Linked DNA regions of Homo sapiens: region 1 is linked to region 2. The links are chromatin loops, found by intact Hi-C in ENCODE. Cell type or tissue: B cell. All regions are shown on one strand. Each heading gives the region's core, and the rest is flanking DNA. Links, peaks and the distances in the headings are about the cores only. Region 1 holds the start of TRA-AGC6-1 (tRNA-Ala (anticodon AGC) 6-1). Region 2 has its middle 2.5 kb from the start of TRV-AAC6-1.

Region 1 (2,911 bases), core at 311-2,810, 78 kb before region 2:
GCCCAGACTCAGACAATAATAGTCATCAAAATATTCTCTAAAAGGCAAGTCTTCCAGAGGGGGTATAGCTCAGCGGTAGAGCGCGTGCTTAGCATGCACGAGGTCCTGGGTTCAATCCCCAATACCTCCAGGTTTTGTTTTCTTCCCCGGGCACTAGTGAGAAGCGGTCCATGATATTCCCCAACTTTAAATTTTTCTGTCTGTCAAGGTGAATTGTGTTGGCCTCTGCATTTCTCTCTCATACACAGAGGTGACTCGTGTTTATTCCTTTGAATCTATTTGCTGCTTAGGATTATCCACTTATATTTTCTAAGCAGTCCACCAATCACTAACATGAACCACGCACGAGGGAAGCAAGCAGTATTCCTGGCCATGCAACCAATTTCTAGTTGTAAATGAAATCATCAGAAACCATAGAACTGTGTGGCCCAAGTCTGATTTCAGATCAGAAGCTAAAAAGGCTCACGTCCTTTTCTGTTTCTTCTTCTAACTCCCTCTAACCAGGTTGAGAAGCCCTACAAGCTTTCACTAAAAGATTACACTGCCGGTGGTTGATGATTTGATGTGCTGGTGGTCACTTTTTCCATTAGAGACCCACATAGTTTGAAACTTAAACTATTTAACTACAAACACAAGGCAAATGATGAAAAGATAGCAGTCACCTCAGCTGAAATTTGGTGGAAGTAAAAAGTACTTCTCTGGGTCCTCAAGGAAGTTTCTGGTCTGAGATGCAAATACTCTGAACTCCAGGAAACAAGATCAGTATAGGAGAAAGCTCATTTTGTTGTTTTTCATAAATAAAAGTAATGAACGTTTATTCTCCCAAGCCCAACGGATCCTTTTCTACCTGATTGTACTTACTCTCCAGAAATAACCTCCTTCTAAGCTAGGGAACAACCCATACCTCCAGATTAGAGAGCTCTTTGTAGAGTTTCTGATTCTGGTATTACAGTACTAAGCAGAAATCCACAGGGAAATACTCTGCAAGCATGTTAATACTAACTTGTTAAAAGAAAATCTGCTTTTATTTTCATCTTTATTTCATGCCAACAAAGCAAAAAAAAAAATAAGTTACTAAACACCCAGAAGGCAGAAAAGTGACCTCTATCCATCTGCAGGAGCCAAGCAAGCGTGTGGGCTTCCGTATGCATCCTTTCTTTTACTCACTTTCTAAATGCTGTAACGGTCCACCATCTACCAGGTGGTCACAAGTCATCGCTAAACTCAATCTGAGGTCAGCCCACACGACTTGTGAGTGGTTCACTTATATTGCCTCTGCACCTGTAACAGGACTAAGAAGACGGTGGCTGCACACGTAGTTAACACCGATTGTACCTCGACTTCGCCTTTCTGCAACAGCTGTGACGCTCTGCAGGTCCTGAGCCAAGAGCTGGACGTTAGGAGTAAAGGAGCTCGTTGCAAACGCCAGGAAGAGTTTCTTTAGGGTGAAGTTGGCTTTCGATTGGCTTTATTCTAGGAGATATATATGGAGCAAAGAAACGGTAACTTTTTCTCATCTTTTGCATTTTAAGCAAAAACTAATAAAATTAGATGTTTCCGCCGTCATGCTCAGTCTCTTAGCTGCCGGCAGATCCCGCTTCTAACTCTCAACACGGGCACTTAGGAAGCCAGGCAATCCCTGAAGCTCCCTCAGAAGCTACGGTATCAGCGGTTCCTGAGGCGCAAACCAAAACCCAACATCACTCCAAAGAGCTCAGCCCGTCTGTCGAGCGACGGAAATAGCGGAGAGGCGCTCTTGAAGCCGTGACAGCCTGGGCGAAACGAACCAGGTCTCCTTCCTGGTCCAGCCTACCTCCCTAGGGACACCTCTCTTCCCTCACGGCCAGAGGAAGCGACGGAGAGATGTGGCGCTTAGATTCACTCTACGGTCCCGTCCATCCAAGTCCGAATCATCTTAAGGATGCTTTTCCTTGCCCTCTATCTCTCTCCCATTTGTGTTTTTCTTCCTCCACTTCACGGCACCCCTCCTTTTCCCTCTCTCCGCCAGCTGGCGCTCAGCTCCTCTCCACCTTCCCTCCCATTTACTTCTGAATGAACTTTTCACAATAGTGCAGCGCAGTCCTAGAACCATTTACACACATTTTAAGCACTGTGTTGAGATTTATATGTAGCTGCTGTTTTAATTTCCGCATCACGTTCCATTTTTTTCCTCTCTGTATGTTCAACTTTTAACATTTCTGCAGCATAGGCTGAGGCTGCGCCCAGCTGGGGAGAGACGTGAGGCGGAGGGGATAAACCCAGAGGAATGTTGTTTCCTGTCTGAGAAGGCTCGGACCTTACAAGCGGGAGGACAAGACAAAGACTGAAAGCGAACATAATTTTATAAATTTTATTTATTTAATTTTTAGGAAATCATCTAATCATCCAGAAACAATTTTTTGGGGGGGAAACGAAGTTTCGCTCTTGTTGCCCAGGCTGGAGCGCAGTGGTGCGATCTCGGGTCACTGCAACCTCTGCTTCCCGGGTTCAAGCGATTCTCCTGCCTCAGCCTCCTGAGTAGCTGGGATTATAGGCGCCCGCCACCATGCCTGGCTAATTTATGTGCATTTAGTAGAGACGGGGTTTCACCATGTTGACTAGGCTGGTCTCGAACTTCTGACCTCAGGTGATCCACCCGCCTCTGCCTCCCAAAGTGCTGGGATTACAGGCGTGAGCCACCACTCCTGGCTTCAAGAACAATTTCTTATCGACCCTTCCATCAAATTTTGGCTAAAACTGAAAGCCTTGACTCTTTCAGAATAGGAGACTCAGTTTGAAAACTGTCCAGACATAGAGAGGGTTTTATTAAAATTCAGTTTGCAAGTAATTATTGGCCATAGCAATTCCCTCATTCCAGAGAGAACTGTTTCTGAAATTCTGTAAACGTCTTAAATTGTTCTTAAGTTATTTA
Region 2 (2,911 bases), core at 146-2,645:
TTTGGACAAAAAGGGTTATGTTTTCCTGTGGAACAGAAGCTTGTAGTTCACCTCCCTTGGGAGGGAAAGACCTGGTTTCCTACAGCCAAAGAGGAGCCGAGGGGCCGGGCTCGGTGGCTCATGCCTGTAATCCCAGCACATTGGGAGGCCGAGGTAGGCGGATCAGCTGAGTTCAGGAGCTCGAGATCATGGCGGAAACCCTGTCTCTACTACAAACAGGAAAATTAGCTGGGCGCGGTGGCGCTCGCCTGTAATCCCAGCTACTTGGGAGGCTGAGGCAAGAGAATCGCTTGAACCCGGGAGGCAGAGGTTGCAGTGATTCGAGATTGCGCCACTGCACTGCAGCCTGGGCGATAGAGCGATATTCCGTCTCAAAACAAAACATTATAGAGGAGCCTAGGAGACATTGGCAATGCGGACAATTTCAGGGCCATCCAAATCTTAGGCCTCCGTAAAGATCTGGCTTGAAGCTCTCTCCTTCGTCCCTTCCTCTTCTGCAACCACCTGCCTCCACCTATCTCCCGACTCGTTTTCTTCACCACCTCTTGTCACCTTCACTTCCACTTTCTCCCATTCCCGTTGATTCAGTTCCACGGCTTCCTCCTACCTAAATGTCCTCCAGCAGCTCAGCTCACTACAGTTTCTGCAGCTCCACTTTCTAGGTTGGCGTTCTCAAGCCTGAATGATAATCGTCTGAGGGAGACCTTTCAATTGTGAAGATTCCCATCTTTCTCCCTATCCGGTGATTATCGGTCCACTATGGAGCTGTAAGTTACAAACCGGTATACCATTGAAGTTCTCAGGGCGGTTCCTCAGGCTCAGGAAACACTGCATTCCAGTCTAAAACCTTTTGACTCTTTATTGGAGGTTGTTTCTGGTTGGCTATGTTATAAATGGCGCCTTGCCTCTAAACGCCCATCTCAGTGACTTTCCAGCCACAACTGAGCCTCACTCCGTTAATTCTAGCGGGGGTGGGGACAGGAGACAAAAGTTGGGAAGGAACCAAGAAGTTGATACATAATTTATTCACATATTCAGGAAGATACAGATTTTGCACAAATAGGAAAAATATTAGAGAGAAAGGTAAAAGTAAGAGAAGACACAATGGTTTAGGATTACCTCCTAAAATTTATGTGGACATAGTTGGACACCCCAAAATTTAACAACAGGAGGAAAGTGTCTGTTATTTGTGCCATTGTGATGGTTGAGGTTTCAGAATCTCTCCAGGAGCACGGGGTAAGAGTAAAGAGGTTGTAACAGAAGTTTAAGTCCCTTAAACTTAAATGCCTCCTATGTGTTTCTTTGTAGGTCTCAGGAACGGAACTGCAGCGTCCCTGAGACGAAGCCACTGCTGAGTTTCCTGATCATGATGATCCACTGAAGAGTTTGCTAGAGCAGTGACTGTGACAGCATACACTTAGGTTTTTTTTTCTTTTTTCTTTCTTTTCTTTTCTTTCTTACTCTTTCTTTGTTTCTTTCTTTCGTTCGTTCTTTCTTTCTCTCTCTCTCTCCTTTTTTTTTTTTTTGAAACTGATGTTTATTTCCCGTCAATGTTATTTCCATGTTGTCTAAGAGCCTGTGCAAGAATAGCTTAAGACCATTCAGTGGTTGCTTCTACCCATTCAGTGGCCTGAGCAGTTTGAGCTGCAGATCAGTCTTCTGTGTCAGGCTGAGCGCTCCAGTCTTCAGTAGGTAACTGCTGGATAGGCACAGACGGCACCTGCAGGCCTTCAGACCTGTCTGCAACCTCAGGCTGGGTAGCAGTGAACTGAGGAGCTGGTGCAGTCCATTCACCCTGAAATTCCTCGTTGGTCACAGCCTTTTCAGCAGCAGCTTGCTTTTCTTTTTCAATCTCTTCGGGATCTCTGTAGAAGCAGGGATCAGTCATGACCTCCCACGGGTGTTCACGGGAAATGGTGCAACTTATGCGCCGAACTTCTGGGACCAACATCCACCACATCACACCCACTGAGTGAGCTCCTTTGTTGTTGCATGGAATGGCAATATCCACATAGCACAGAGGAGAATCTGTGTTACACAGAGCAATGGTAGGTAGGTTAACATAAGATGCCTCCATTAAAGGCTGGTGGTCAACCCTGGGGTCAGTAACCACAGGAAGCCGTGGCTCTCGGAAGGCTGCCTGGATCTGGCTAGTGAAGGTTCCAGGAGTGAAGCAGCCAGCAATTGGAGTGGCTCCAGTGGCAGCAGCAAATTTCAGCACTGCCCTCTGGCCAGTATTCCTGGAGGATATAACACTGACATCAGCAAGGTTTTCAATGGCAGCAATGGCACGAGCTGCCAGCAGAAGCTTCTCTCAGGTCCTTTTCAGATTTATGATGTAGATGCCATCGCTTTTACTTTTATAAATGTACTGTTCCATTTGGAAGTAAAGATTGGTGCCACCTGAGTGGGTTCTTGCGGCAAGGAACTTAAGGACATCCTCCTCATTCATCTGCAGTACATCAAGGGCTCCGAACATTGTGAAAGTTTCCCTTCAAGTCACAACGGGAATCCAAAACAACGCCCTATGGACCCCTCTGTGGGTAGCGCGGAAAAGCACACATAGGTTTTCATTTGGGACCTGTTTTCTTCTTCCATCTGAATCTAGATTTCCCCAGACAACTTTCTGAGTTCTGCTCTTTTGTACCCTCCTCCTAGTATTTCTAATTGTGCAGACAGCCAGAAGCAGTGAAAATTCAGGGGCTCTGGTGCAACGGTGTAGGAAATCTGTGATAGGGTGGAGACTACCTGGAGAAAGAGAAACACACTGGAGTTCCAACCTGAAGCCAAGTGTGTTAACGTTGGCCAGGCTTGTTTGTGTGTGAAGCTTTGAGGTCGTGGGTCTTAGCTATTCCCTTTTCCTGGAAAGGGGTCTCCAAAATATGGATTCCCTCATGGATTACAATGGCCA

The links. Peaks named below come from ENCODE experiments on the same cell type or tissue, not always from the same donor. Only the 100,000 strongest peaks of a DNase experiment are listed, where the experiment ranks them.
Region 1: it touches region 2 in a loop (4-fold over the local background); 7 of 110 quality-filtered maps call a loop at or near these places.

The regions. Positions count from the first base shown.
Region 1 is chr6:28,809,291-28,812,201 of GRCh38, reverse strand. It overlaps TRA-AGC6-1 (tRNA-Ala (anticodon AGC) 6-1), which reads left to right and starts at 59; the gene lies at 59-130. In B cell, for the core only: no CTCF peak of the experiment used is centred there; DNase peaks (open chromatin) are centred at 1,301 and 1,581; H3K27me3 peaks cover 2,457 bases.
Region 2 is chr6:28,731,585-28,734,495 of GRCh38, reverse strand. It overlaps the pseudogene RPSAP2. Among named protein-coding and RNA genes, the nearest start is that of TRV-AAC6-1, 2.5 kb to the left of the region's middle. In B cell, for the core only: a CTCF peak has its summit at 1,590; no DNase peak of the experiment used is centred there; H3K27me3 peaks cover 2,353 bases.